4 separate regions of the Homo sapiens genome follow, and regions 2, 3 and 4 are each linked to region 1. A link is a contact called in ENCODE Hi-C data. All regions are on one chromosome and are shown on one strand. Each heading gives the region's core, a stretch centred on a gene start or an enhancer-like site at or near the end of the contact. The rest is flanking DNA. Distances are from core to core; before and after follow the strand shown. Region 1 holds the start of ZBTB7C (zinc finger and BTB domain containing 7C). Region 2 holds the start of IER3IP1 (immediate early response 3 interacting protein 1). Region 3 holds the start of LIPG (lipase G, endothelial type). Region 4 holds the start of SKA1 (spindle and kinetochore associated complex subunit 1).

The links. Hi-C counts contacts between places; a loop is a spot of excess contacts on that map. Pooled maps may share reads with other maps.
Region 2: a loop to region 1 is called in a pooled map, with 6 times the contacts of the local background. The contact joins the promoter of IER3IP1 here to the promoter of ZBTB7C in region 1. A Hi-C loop is called at or near these places in 4 of 50 pooled maps.
Region 3: a loop to region 1 is called in a pooled map, with 4 times the contacts of the local background. The contact joins the promoter of LIPG here to the promoter of ZBTB7C in region 1. A Hi-C loop is called at or near these places in 4 of 50 pooled maps.
Region 4: a pooled map shows a loop between it and region 1 (5-fold over the local background). The contact joins the promoter of SKA1 here to the promoter of ZBTB7C in region 1. A Hi-C loop is called at or near these places in 6 of 50 pooled maps.

The regions. Positions count from the first base shown.
Region 1 is chr18:48,407,757-48,411,132 of GRCh38, reverse strand. ZBTB7C (zinc finger and BTB domain containing 7C) reads left to right here and starts at 1,750. Exons shown (of 5, transcript NM_001318841.2): 1 at 1,750-1,907. RefSeq lists a silencer at 582-961 and enhancers at 2,232-2,849, 2,850-3,376.
Region 2 is chr18:47,174,594-47,177,634 of GRCh38, reverse strand. It overlaps IER3IP1 (immediate early response 3 interacting protein 1), which reads left to right and starts at 1,271. Exons shown (of 3, transcript NM_016097.5): 1 at 1,271-1,448. The coding sequence starts at 1,358. RefSeq lists enhancers at 1,103-1,232, 1,243-1,362.
Region 3 is chr18:49,560,655-49,563,588 of GRCh38, reverse strand. LIPG (lipase G, endothelial type) reads right to left here and starts at 1,532. Exons shown (of 10, transcript NM_006033.4): 1 at 1,184-1,532. The coding sequence starts at 1,280. RefSeq lists an enhancer at 825-1,325.
Region 4 is chr18:50,373,735-50,376,658 of GRCh38, reverse strand. SKA1 (spindle and kinetochore associated complex subunit 1) reads right to left here and starts at 1,613. Exons shown (of 7, transcript NM_145060.4): 1 at 1,465-1,613; 2 at 741-839. The coding sequence starts at 828. LOC105372114 (a long non-coding RNA gene) reads left to right here and starts at 1,781. Exons shown (of 3, transcript XR_935466.3): 1 at 1,781-2,064. RefSeq lists a silencer at 2,826-2,924.

The DNA.
Region 1 (3,376 bases), core at 501-3,000:
GTTTTCCCTTGTTTTCACTACTCCCAACGTACTATCTTGCAATGTGCGTTTATTACACGAATGAATGAAATGGTTTAAAAAAAAATCCCAATAAGTGATATTAGGAAGAGGCACCAAAGGTTCACAAACTTATTTTTGTGAATTCTGTAAAAAATGTCATCCAGTGTCTTCAGCATTAAAGGACACAGCAGCAGCCCCACTGCCCTTTTATTAATCCGTAGCCAGAATGGGCACTAGGCGGCCGGGATTCGCCATCTCGCCTCTCCTGGGCGCCAGGTGCGCCTCAGATAAGCGCAGCCGGGTAGGAGTTTGAGGACGACAAACTTTCCCGCTTCTGAGGGAGGAGCCCCGGAGAGGACCCGCTGACGTGCGAGGGTGCTGCCTCCGATGTACTACCAAGGAGGGCGAGGGTTCCTATGTCTGTCTGGAGCGCAGAGGGGTGGACTGCAAAAAGGTAGGAGGCAAAGCCAGCTCGAGTTTCCCCGGCCCGTAGCTGGAGGGAACATCTGCCCAAGTGTCGCCTCGCCCGAGAACGCTCACGCCCTCTCCAGGGCCAGGACCCTTCCTCCTCCCCTCGCACTGGCCCTTCGTGGCTTCCAGCACCGCTGAGCACTCGGCGTCCCAGCGAGATTCTCCTGCCCCGACAGACTCCGAGGGGGCGGGGCCCGGCGGGACGGGGCGGGGACAAGCCCTCCCCGGGCCCGCCCGTTGGCATTGTTGCGCGGTGATTGGACGCTTCGGAAGGCCGCCTTCCAGGCCGACCCGGGGAGTGACGGGCGGCCAGCGGCTGCTCCCCGGCGTGTGGGGTGCGGAGTGCGGGGCCCAAGGCTCCAGAGGGGTGGGGACTCCGGGCCGCAGCGCCGCCGAGCGCGATTGCCCGCTGAGATTCGGCGCCCCGGGGTGCGGCAAGCTTGCGGTTTCAGGTGCTGGCTAGGCGTCTTGGTGCGCTCGCTGGAGTGCCGAGAGCATTTGGGAAACTTAACTTCTCGCCCCCACTCCTTGCTCCCGACTTTCGGGTAGAAAAGCAGTTGCCGAGTTGTTTTATTTCCTCCCCCATCGGACTCTGTAAAAATAGCCGTGCGCCGGGGCGGCAGAGCCCATCTCTGCCGCACCGCTGCCCCGGGTCGGCAGAGCCCATCTCTGCCGCACCGCTGCCCCGGGTCGGGTGTGGACCTAAAAATACCCGGCGGTCCCAAGCCTGCGCTGGGGGTGCGGGCGGGTCCGGCCGGGCCGCAGAGGGCGTCAGGAGACCGGAGAAACGGCGGCCGCCTGGCCCCCTCGCCTCTGCCGGGGCTGTCCCTTTAAATCCTGGAGGAGGCAGAGAGAAAAAAGGAAAGAAAGAGAAAAGACGCGGAGCCCCGAGCGGTTGGTGGCGGTGCCCGGCCCCCCCACTCCGCCTCCGCGTCGGGTCCTGACTCCCGCCCGCAGCCTCCGCCAGTCCCGGGCGCCCCCCGCCGCGCCGCCCACTCGCCACAGTTACTGTCAAAATAGAAATTAGCGGAGCCGGGCGGGGGCTGCGGCGCAGCAAGTGCATGTGCCGCGCGGCGGGGAGGGGGCGGGCGCGAGCGACAGGCGACCGCACACATCCGGGCCCTTTAGCCCTGTGCGCCCCCCGAGCCGGCGGCGCGGGCGCGGGGCGCGGGGCGCGGGGCTGACAGCCGCGGCGCGGGAGGCGGGGCGCGGGGAGGGCGGAGGCGCGGCGCGGGGAGGGAGGAGCTGCCCGCTCGCCCGCTGCCGCCGCTCAGCTCCATACCCGCCGGCGCAGCCCCGCCACGAGACTCTGACAGCGGCGCGGCCGGCGAGGCTCGGGCGCGCAGGGACCGGCGGACACCGGCGGCGAAGGAGGACGCCAGGACTGCGTCCCGGAGCCAAGTGCGGGAGGCGCGCAGGGCCGGCGGCGCGCGGAGGTGAGCGGCTTCGCGCGCCGGGCTCGGGCGCCGGCTGCCGGGGTCGCGATCTCCACAGCACCTCGGCAGCCGAGGCAGTTCGGGAGGTCGCGGGGCGGCGGGCGGGTGGCTTTGCTTGGGCTGCGCCGGAAAGCGATTGCGGGGGCCGTTGCTAGGAGGCCGGCGGTCCGCGCGCCTTGGGGCGCCGGCTGGAGCAGGGGCGCCCTCCGCGCGGTGGGCAGGAGGCGGGGGGCTGCGGTGGCTATTCAGGGGCTCCGTGCGGCAGCCATGCAACGGAGGAGGCGGGAGGAGGGAGGGAGGGAAGGAGGGAGGGGAGAGCCAGCGGAGAGCGAGCCAGCGAGCGGGCGCCGCGCCTCCTGGCTGGCACCGCGGCCCGGAGCGAAGTGGCGCGCGGGGCTGGAAAGGAACTTCTGCGGGCGCGTGCGGCCCGGGGCTCGGCGGCGCCTGCGGGCCCGAGCGGGGCGGGCCCGTCGGCAGCCACAGGTGGTTTCTGCCAAAAGTTTTACCGCACTTCTGCCTGGAAGGCGCGGGAGCGTTTTGGTGAGTGACGTTTTCCTGGGACTTTTGCAGTCTCACTTCGCGCTGTCTTTTCTTGAAAATTGGAAAATGAGCTGGAAAGGCTGGGATCCAGCACCTCTCGATGAGATCTGAGCAGAGTACAGTCCTTGCCCGAGGTGTCGCTCATGCAGGACTCAAAGATCCTTGCTGCTGTCAAGTCGGGAAGCTGGGGGAAATGGGCGCACGCACACAGTTCCTCCAAGCCTCGGACAAGTGAAGCCGAGCCTGGCCCGGTGCCTGTCGCCGCGCGGGGTAGTGCGAGGTCTGTTCCCAGCGACACGCACGGGAACTGCGTGCGTCTTCTCTCAAGGTGTGTACGTCTCTTGCTCCGTTGAAAGCGAATTGTCTCTGGCCGCTGTGCTGCTTTGTTTTTCCGGTTGCTTGTCTGGTTTTACTAGGATGAAGGCCAGGAGGAGCCAAAGAAAAGCGAAGCGGCAGCTCCCGTTATCTTTGCAATCTGCAAAGCTGTGGAGGCTGGTACCCAACCTTCCGCGGCGCGGGCGCAAGGCCGAGGGGAGCTGGGGGTGGGTGGCGTGCGCTGCCTGTATGGGAAGTCTCGCTGGACCATGCGCAAGGCTAGAGCCGGAGTTTCTGGTGCTTCTAGGACAGAAAGAGGAGTGGGAGTGGGAAGGGAAGACCCCTTAAAAGAAGATATACTGTGCCCAGACCTGGGAGAGAGGCTCCGAGAAGTCCGGTGGCTTGGCCCTGTTCTTCATTGGCGGGGTTGAGGAATCCAGGGCAGCGAGGTAGAAACACCTCGGTAGGTCGTCCTGGGCTGAAAGAAATCATTATTCCCAGAGCGGGCCAGATACCCGGGTGTTGAAACTAGGTACAAAACTGCGTGAGAGGTGGAAACTCTCAGTCCTTCATTCTCCTTGGTCCGGTGGCTCCCGCTCCCTGCCCCCACAAGT
Region 2 (3,041 bases), core at 22-2,521, 1.2 Mb after region 1:
AATCTCCTTTGGCAACACCCTCACAGACACACCCAGGATCAATACTTTGCATCCTTCAATCCAATCAAGTTGACACTCAGTCTTAACCATCACATACAGCTAAGCAGGAGGCTAAGGCAGGAGGACTGCTCGAGCCAGGAGCTGAAGGCTGCATTGAGCTATGATGGTGCCACTGCACTCCAGCCTGGGCAACAGAGCAAGACCCTGTTCCTGGGGGGGGAAAAAAAAAAAGAAGAGGCTCAGAGGATCTTGGTTGGAGTTTGGTCAAGGAGGGGATGTTTCTCACTGAGTAATTTTAAAACAGTTATTTTGTTTTAGCATTCTGAAATCTGAAATGGGAATATTAGTATCTCCTGTATCTCCTGGGAGCATCAAGTGCAGTACTGAGCAATAGAAATATAATGCAAGCGTCACATGTCATTTACAGTATCTTCATAACCACATTAAATAAAATAATTAAAAATAAACAAGAAACCTTCCTCCCTTCCTTCCTTCTTTCCTCTTGCTCTGTCACCCAGGCTGGATCTCGGCTCACTGCAGTCTCTGCCTCCCGGGTTCAAGTGATTCTCTTCTCTCAGCCTCCTGAGTAGCTGGGATTACAGGAGCCCACCATCACACCCAGCTAATTTTTGTATTTTCAGTAGAGACAGGGTTTTGCCATGTTGGCCAGACTGGTCTCGAACTCTTGACCTTAGGTGATTTGCCCGCCTCGGTTTCCCAAAGTGCTAGAATTACAGGCGTGAGCCACTGCGCCCGGCCTCAAAATATTTTCATTTCAACATGTTATCAACATTTAAAAATTATTGGGAGGCCGAGGAGGGGGGAATCACGAGGTCAGGAGATTGAGACCATCCTGGCTAACACGGTGAAACCCCGTCTCTACTAAAAATACAAAAAATTAGCCGGGCGTGGTGGCGGGCACCTGTAGTCCCAGCTACTTGGGAGGCTGAGGCAGGAGAATGGCGTGAACCCGGGAGTCGGAGCTTGCAGTGAGCCGAGATCGTGCCACTGCACTCCAGTTTGGGCGACAGGGCCAGACTCCATCTCAAAAAAAAAAAAATTATTGGGATATTCTTCATCCTTGTTCCAGTTCCAAGTGTGTGAAATCCGGTGTGTATTTTGCACCTGCAGCACTGGCCACATCAGAGCATTGATTGCACATCACCGGTCTAGACAAGCGGCAGGACTTGCAGTCTTCAGCGAGGGGCGGTTCTTAGCCAGATGGAGGCGGGGCTTCCCGGAGAGTTCGTTTTGGGCCCCATCGGCTTCCGTAGGAAGGCGCCGGCCGTGGAGGCGCCACGTCCCTTGCGGCGGCGGGAGAGAAATCGCTTGGACTTCGGGGCGGCCTCGGACGGCCATGGCCTTTACCCTGTACTCACTGCTGCAGGCAGCCCTGCTCTGCGTCAACGCCATCGCAGTGCTGCACGAGGAGCGATTCCTCAAGAACAGTGAGTGGGACCGCGGGGCGCGGGCTGGGGCGGCGGCGGAGTCCCCGGGGGCGCGTAACCTAATGGGGCCGCGTGAGGGGACACCAAGGGCCGGGACAGAAGAACAGCGGAAGGCTCGGCTTGGAGTGGAAGCCGAGCCTTTCCTCTCATCAGGTTTGGGCTCAACAGCCGGGAGAATATTCAACAGACACCCGCTGTGCAGGGCCCAGGGGGTTGGGGTGGAGGGATATAGAAGTCAGTCAGGGACGCCTCTGCTTGCGATTACTTCAGGTCAGTAATTTAATTCAGTTTTCTGTGACTACTTTTTTTTTTGAGGGGGAGTCTCGCTCTTTTGCCCAGGCTGAAGTGCAGTGTCGCGGTCCTGTGACTACTTTTAATAGTCGAAAACCCGGGGTCTGAGTTTCGGGCTAAGAGTTGGGGGTGTGGGGCCGGGCGCGGTGGCTCCCGCCTGTAATCCCAGCACTTTGGCAGGCCGAGGCCGGCGGATCATGATGTCAGGAGTTTGGGACCAGCCTGGCCAACATGGTAAAACCCCGTCTCTACTAAAAATACAAAGATTAGCCGGACGTGGTGGTGGAAATACAAAAATTAGCCGGGCGGGAGGCTGAGGCAGGAGAATCACTTAAACCTGGGAGGCAGAGGTTGCAGTGAGCCGAGATTGCGCCATTGCACTCCAGCCTGGGCAATAGAGTGAGACTCCGTCTAACAAAACAAAACAAACAAAACAAAACGAGTTGGGTGTGGAGGGGAAGGAGGCGTGACCCATTTTGGAGCATCAGTAGTTCACTAACTGATGGAAGGCAATAAGTGTTCCTGGGCTTTAGGAATTACAGGAAGGGAACGTGTTGGAGTTATCAGGACATTCAGACACTCATGTTCCAAGAAAAGTTTATTCAGATAGCTTATTGGGTGCATAGAGTGTGCCAAAAACTCTGCTAGAATTTAGAAATTCAAAAATGAAAACACAAGTTATACCTTCCAGGACCTCACGTTGTGTACCAAGTATGCCCGTTTGAATCACTGAAACGTAAACCCAGGAGCAAGATTGATTCATTTCATTTACTTCAGAAGATATTTATTGAGTGCAAAGTATGTGCCAGGCCCATTTATAGTAACTGAAGTTACAGCAGCTACTCTGCCCTTCTGATGGAAGTTAATCTAAATAAAAACTAAACAAATGACAATAACAAGTATAGAGAGTATTATGTAAGAGAAGTACGGGCAGATACTAACTTGTGTATCTGCGAAAGCTTCTTGGAGGAAGCGTGTCTAACCTGAAATCTGATACATGAGTAAACATTAACTCGGTGAAGGTGAAGGGTTGGGAGGAGCTGGAAGGGTGAGGAGAGCTTTAAGCAGTGTAGACCTGGTGTGAAAACTGAGGCAGGTGAGAAGAGGGTCTTAAGACAGCGACATGACCAGATTTGTGTTATTTGCAAGATCCTTGAGGCTACAATACGGAGGAAAGATTGGAAGGGAAAGCAGTGGATGTGGGAAGACCCATTTTTTTTTTTTTTTGAGACGGAGTCTCACCCTGTCCCCCCGGCTGGAGTGCAGTGGCGCAATCTCGGTTCACTGCATCCTCCGCCTCCC
Region 3 (2,934 bases), core at 283-2,782, 1.2 Mb before region 1:
ACTGAGCACCACTGATACTTTAATCAGTGCACTGTCTGTCTTCCCACCACTGAAATGTAAGTGTCACAAGGGCACAGATTGCCATCTATTTTGTCCACTGCTCTCTCCCCTGCTCCCAGAATAGTGTCTGACACTAAGTAGGTATGCAGTAAATACTTTTTGCAATGAAGGAAATGACTCACACATACTCAGAGGCCCAGAACACAGAAGTTAGAAGGAACTTTAGCATTTTACAGGTGAGGAGCCAGAGATGAGACCTGCCCTAGGCAATGCTTCTAGTTAGCACCAGAGTTGGAAACATGTTGAGTAAAGCAAGGCTTTCCATTCATTCACAGTAACCCTCCCACACATACACAAGCCCACACAGACCATTTGGCACAACCTCAGCAGACTAGAAGATGAGATGATGGGGTTCAGTTTAGAGGCTCCCCAGCCCTCCACTGCTTATCAGCTGACTTAGTTCTCACTCTGATTCTGACTCCCCCAGAGCTGACTGACTCTGGCTCCCCCAGGGCAAGCTGCCTCCACTGGCAAAGGCTGCCATACAGAACCCAAGAGGAAGAGAAGCTAAAAGCCAGGAGGAGGAAAGGGAGGAGGAGTGGGAAGAGGAAGAGTCGGGGGAGCACAAGAGTGTTGAAGAGGAAAAGGCTGGCAACCTGGGGGAATAGGCCCGGCAGCTTCTAAGCACAAGCGACCCACCAGACGCTCCCTGCAAGCACGAATCAAACCAAAGCCAGCTACCCTGCCACCTGAACTTTCAAGACACCTACACCAAGATTAAAAGGCAGCTCCAGGAGACACAGCTCTGACAGCCTTCTTGCCTCTCAAACCTCCAGGTTCAGGCATGAGGACAAGGTTTCAGAGCTGCTGCCAGGCCGCTCGGCTGGCTGGACAGCACCAGCACTGGCTTAGGGAGCCGTATAAGGGAAGGAGGTGGGGGTGGGAGGGCTGGCAAGAGCCAGCGCACCCTGCCAGCCTTTGCCTTTTGCATGACTTGCCGGGAATGCCCCCATCAGACCAGCAGAGAGACAGGTGGACTCCAAGGTGGATTGGAGGAGAGAATGGGCAGCGCAGTGGGAAAGGAAGAATTTCATAGGAACAAGGAGGGTTTGAAGAATCAGCAAGACAGAGGGGACCCAGCACAGAGAAGTGGCTGGGGGGAATAAAAACAAATTCACGTTACCTTCCAGCCGTCCCTCTGGACCAAAAGGTACGGGGCTCCCCGCAGCAAAGCAATAGCAGAGGCTCCAGAAACAGAGCAGAGGAACGGAGTTGCTCATCCTGCCCCGCCACACCCCCTCCCAAGAAACAGAAGTTTTAAAAAACAAAAACCACCTCTTGGTGTTTCCAGCAATCCCGGCCGGTAAGACCCTTCTCTCGGCCAGGGGCTGGGGGACTGGAGGCAGAGAAGGTGGAAAATGAAAACTTGGCGGCACGGAGCCCGGGCGGTGGCAGGGAGCGAGTGTCAACGGCTTGCCCCAGAACGAGATCTGCCCTCGTCCTGAGCCGCCGGGAGGCAAGGACTCGCTGCTGTCACGCTCCTATAGAGGTAGTTTTTAAAAGTATGGGAGTCATCTGACCCATCGCCAGATGGTGATTTGCATAATTTATTCCCGTCTCTGGGCTCTGATTGGTCACACCTTGCTGACGCCGGAACCGAGACTGGAGAAAGTTTGAATGAAAGCGCTGCACACTCACCGCGTGGACGCCGCACGCTCGGCCCCGCTTCCTCCCGGGCCCGCTCCGCAGGCAGCTGCGACTCCAGCAGCTCCAGCTTTCTCCCACTGCCCTCCTCCGGACACCCAGATCCTCCTCTCCCCACTGCCATCCCAAGTGGCGGAGGCGGACATTTCCCTGAAACTCTGCGTCCGCTGGGGAGGCGATCCCTGGAGAAGGAGAGCATCCTCTCCAAGGCTCAAAGCCACACTCTCTCTGGGAGTGGTCTATCCGCTCCCTGGGCCGGGAGTCCGTCGGGGGAGAGCCACCTGGTCATCCCCTTTGTCCTCCTCTTCTCCCTCCCTTCCCGCCTAGCGAGGGCCGCAACAGGTGCAGAAGGCGCGGCCGCACAATAACCCGGCGGAGCTAAGGGGCTGTGAGCTGCGGCCGGCGCTGGAGGATCGCACAGTACCTGCTCGGAATGCTCGCTCCGCCACTAGCTGCAAAACTCCAAGCGAGCCAGCCAGCTTCTCCGAGGCGGTTCTCTCGTCCGCAATACGTGGGTGATAATGTATCGGCGGCTTAGGGATGTTGGGAAAACTAAGAGTTCACGTAGCAAAGCACTTAGCGAGGCGCGGAGCTCGTGGCAGGCGCTCTCCTACGGTGGGGTGGAGGGCTACGGGAACACCAGGCGACCTCCTCAAAGGGACCAGTGAGCCGAGATTTGGAGTCTAAGACGCGTGGCCAGAGCCCAGTGTCTGCCGATGAGCACTCACTCCTTGGCGAGTGAAATCAAGCATCTCCTTTCTCTCTGTTCTCCATCATTTCCTCCCGGCTCTCCTTCCCTTTATTGATCCGGGTCCTGCGGCAGAAAGCAGCGAGCGGAGGGAGAACTTGGCCCGGAGTCTGCGTCTGGCGCTGGGGAGCGGGGACTGAGCCCGGAACACCGACGGGGCGGCTGCGCCAACAACCACTGCGGACGCAGGGCGGGTACGAGAGGCTGAGAGGCTGCGTCCCGCCATCCAGCCTCGCTCCAGCCGGGAGGATCCGGCTCTTTAAGACGATACCCTTAACCCTGCAGTCGCCCGGAACAGGTCCTGCCCCTGCCTGGGGAGGGAAAACCCCCACAGCAGTCCCGCGCCCCTTCCTCCCTAGCGTCGAGGATCCAGCTGGAGAGACCTGTGCGAGGAAACCGAGCCGGAGCCAGCAGATCCTGTTCCGACCTCGCCTCATTACTTTTGTTACTCCAGCTGCCAGCAGAGCACGCTTTGTCCCTCC
Region 4 (2,924 bases), core at 364-2,863, 2.0 Mb before region 1:
GAAAGTTTTTCATTTTTTATAAATTTAGTGTAGCATAAGTGTATAGTACTTATAAAGCCTACAGTAGTATACAGTGATGTCCTAGGCCCTCACAGTCACTGTCTCACCCACAGCAACTTCCAGTTCTGCAAGCTCCATCAATGGTAAGTGGCCTATACAGGTGTTCCATTTTTAATCTTTTACTGTATCTTTTCTATGTTTAGATACACAAATACTCACCATTGTGTTACACTTGCCTAAGGTATTCAGTACAGTCACATGCTATACGGGTTTGTTGCCTAGGAGCAATAGGCTATATAGCCTAGATATGTAGTAGGCTATACCATCTAGGTTTGTGTACATTTACGTACATTCTATGATGTGATGTTTGCACAACGACAAAATCATGTAACGCTTTTGTCAGAACACATCTCCATCATTAAGGAACGCATGACTGTATCTCTATTTAGCTGTAGAACCATGGATGCCACATAACCTTCAAATCTCACCATTGGCCTATGTGTCTCAGAAAAACATAAGTAAATAATTCTAATGAATATTCAGTTCATTGTTCAATGTACCTTACATTTTTAGTATCCTCCACAATATTCAAAATGACATTGGACTATTTAAAAAATCGTTATGCAAAAATCTAAAATTACCTAAGATGCAGTCACTTAACCAAGCAAAGATATCATTCAGAGTGGAATAATCAAAATGCATTTTGTATATACAAAGTCAGTGGAATCTGTTTTACTTACCACAGTTTCTTAATGATAAGGTTTTCTTAATATTGCCAATCTTTTCATTAACATGAGAGCATAATTGTTCCAGATCTGACGAGGCCATCCTTTAAGCCTCTGAAGAAAAAAACATAAACATATTCGTAACAAGAAAAGCCACACAAATTTCTGTTCACTTTCGAAATCCAAGAATGGTCAATGTCAAGTAAATCACATGTCTTTGAAGGTTAAGCACAAAAATTCAAGAGCAATTTCTTTCATTTCTACAACATTCAGTTTCTAACCACGGTACCGTACTGACTTGTCTTAGAGCCTTAGGCCATCGATGGATCCCAAACCAGGGGAAAGAGGATAAGCCTGGGTCCTTTCCTTAAGGATTCAGGAGGACAAACGCACTATTTGTATATAAAGACAACATTGGTATTTTCTTTAAACACGCAAAATAAGGACACATTTTTTAAAAATGTGTTACACTGTCAAAGAAATGGGCCCAGGTAATCATTTTTCCTGTGCTGTGAGGGGTTGGGGCTTTACAGTTTGGGATCGGTAAGGAGGCCGAGAAATGGGAAAGAACCAGTTTCCCACCCACTCCGCCGGTGAGAGAGAAGGGGAGGGTCTAAAGCATCCAACCCAGCCTCCAGCCCCGTCCTCCCCCAAGCCCGGCGCGGTCCGCGGCCCCCAGCTGCCAAGCAGCTACCTCGGGCGCTTCCAAAGGCAGGGTCCCCAACACACAGACTCCAACCTCAAGTCCGTCCGGGAGCAAAAGGCTACTCGCCGCTGGGTCTCCAGCTGCGGATACCGCAGTCTCCGTTGGAAGCCCAGGATGGTGAGACGGGACTCTGTAAGCAAAATTCAAACCGCCCGCCGCGCCCTAGCGCAGCGCAGGCGCACATCCATGCTTCCGAAGCGCAGGCTCAGCCGCTGTTCCCGGTTTGCGTCATCCGGGGCCACAGCTGGGCGGGAAGGAGGGGTGGCCGAGCCGGGGAAAGGCGGGGCGACGGCGAAGGCGGGGCTTCCGGACGAAAGGGTAACCCGGAGGTGCTCTTTCCGCGCTAACCAGTCTGGGGAGATTTCAGCAGGTCATGCAGTCTTGACCGCAGCCCAGCCAGGGACCTGGCGTCACCAAGTCCTGGTCTTTGACATTTGCTGCACCTTAGAGTCACCAGGGGCAGCTATTACAAGTCTCAGTGCCTAGAGTACACCCCAAGTCGGTGAAATCAGACACTGGGGAAATGAGGCACAAGCCTTAGTATTTATAAAAACACCCCAGAAAATTCCAAAGAGCAGCTAAGTTTGTGTGGAAGAAACAGTGACCCTGTCTTCTGGGTCTTAGACAGCCTCTGTAAGTGTTCCCGGGCCAAACCAGGGGTTGGGCTGCTTATTCTCATGATGAACTGGGAAAGAAGAGTTTATTTCGGTAACCGGGTACAGGGAAAAGGCCTGGAAAATATCGCCAAATCGATTCAAAATTACAAAGTTTTCCAGAGCTTATATACCTTCTAAACTATCTGTCTACATGTAAGTGTGCATGTGTGTAAAGACGTAAATGATTAACTGTTTCTAATCTATAACTAAGATCAGTCCTAAGGAAGGTCTTTATTTAAGTAAATTTACTTAATCTAGATGGCTGCAGGTGCCAGAGGTGATTACCCTTATCTTGTCTCCTGCTAAATCATGAAGGTTTGGGCAGTTCCTTCAGACCCCCGATAAACTTGTTTGTGGAGGTCTGGGGGAGTTTCTTCAGACCCCCAATAAAAACTTGTTTAATCTTGAACAGGTCCTGTTAAGAATTCCTTCTTTATTTTCTCATGCTTCAAGGACCAGGAAAGGCCTGGGCAAAACTCTTGGTGGGCTTTTGTTACATACCAGCCTTTCTATAAAGACACTGGCTCTTTCAGCTTTTAATATTTAACTTAACTAGTGCTGAAACAGTGGTTACGGAGGCCTGTCTGTTCAGCTGTTAGTGAGACCTGGCCTGCCACTTAAGAGCAAATATAAATTTAAAATAAGAAAAACAAAAGTTTAATTCTCCCTGTTGAAAAGGAGGGAAAAGCACCCAAGGCTGGAGTGGTGGCACCGCCAGGTTCTGTCCATCCCTTGGCTCCACTGCGCTATTATTATGCACTTGGACCTTCAGGCTGCCAGCCCCTGTCCTCAGGTCTTTCTCCCAGGCAGCAGAAACGAGCAAGAGGCATGTGTAAT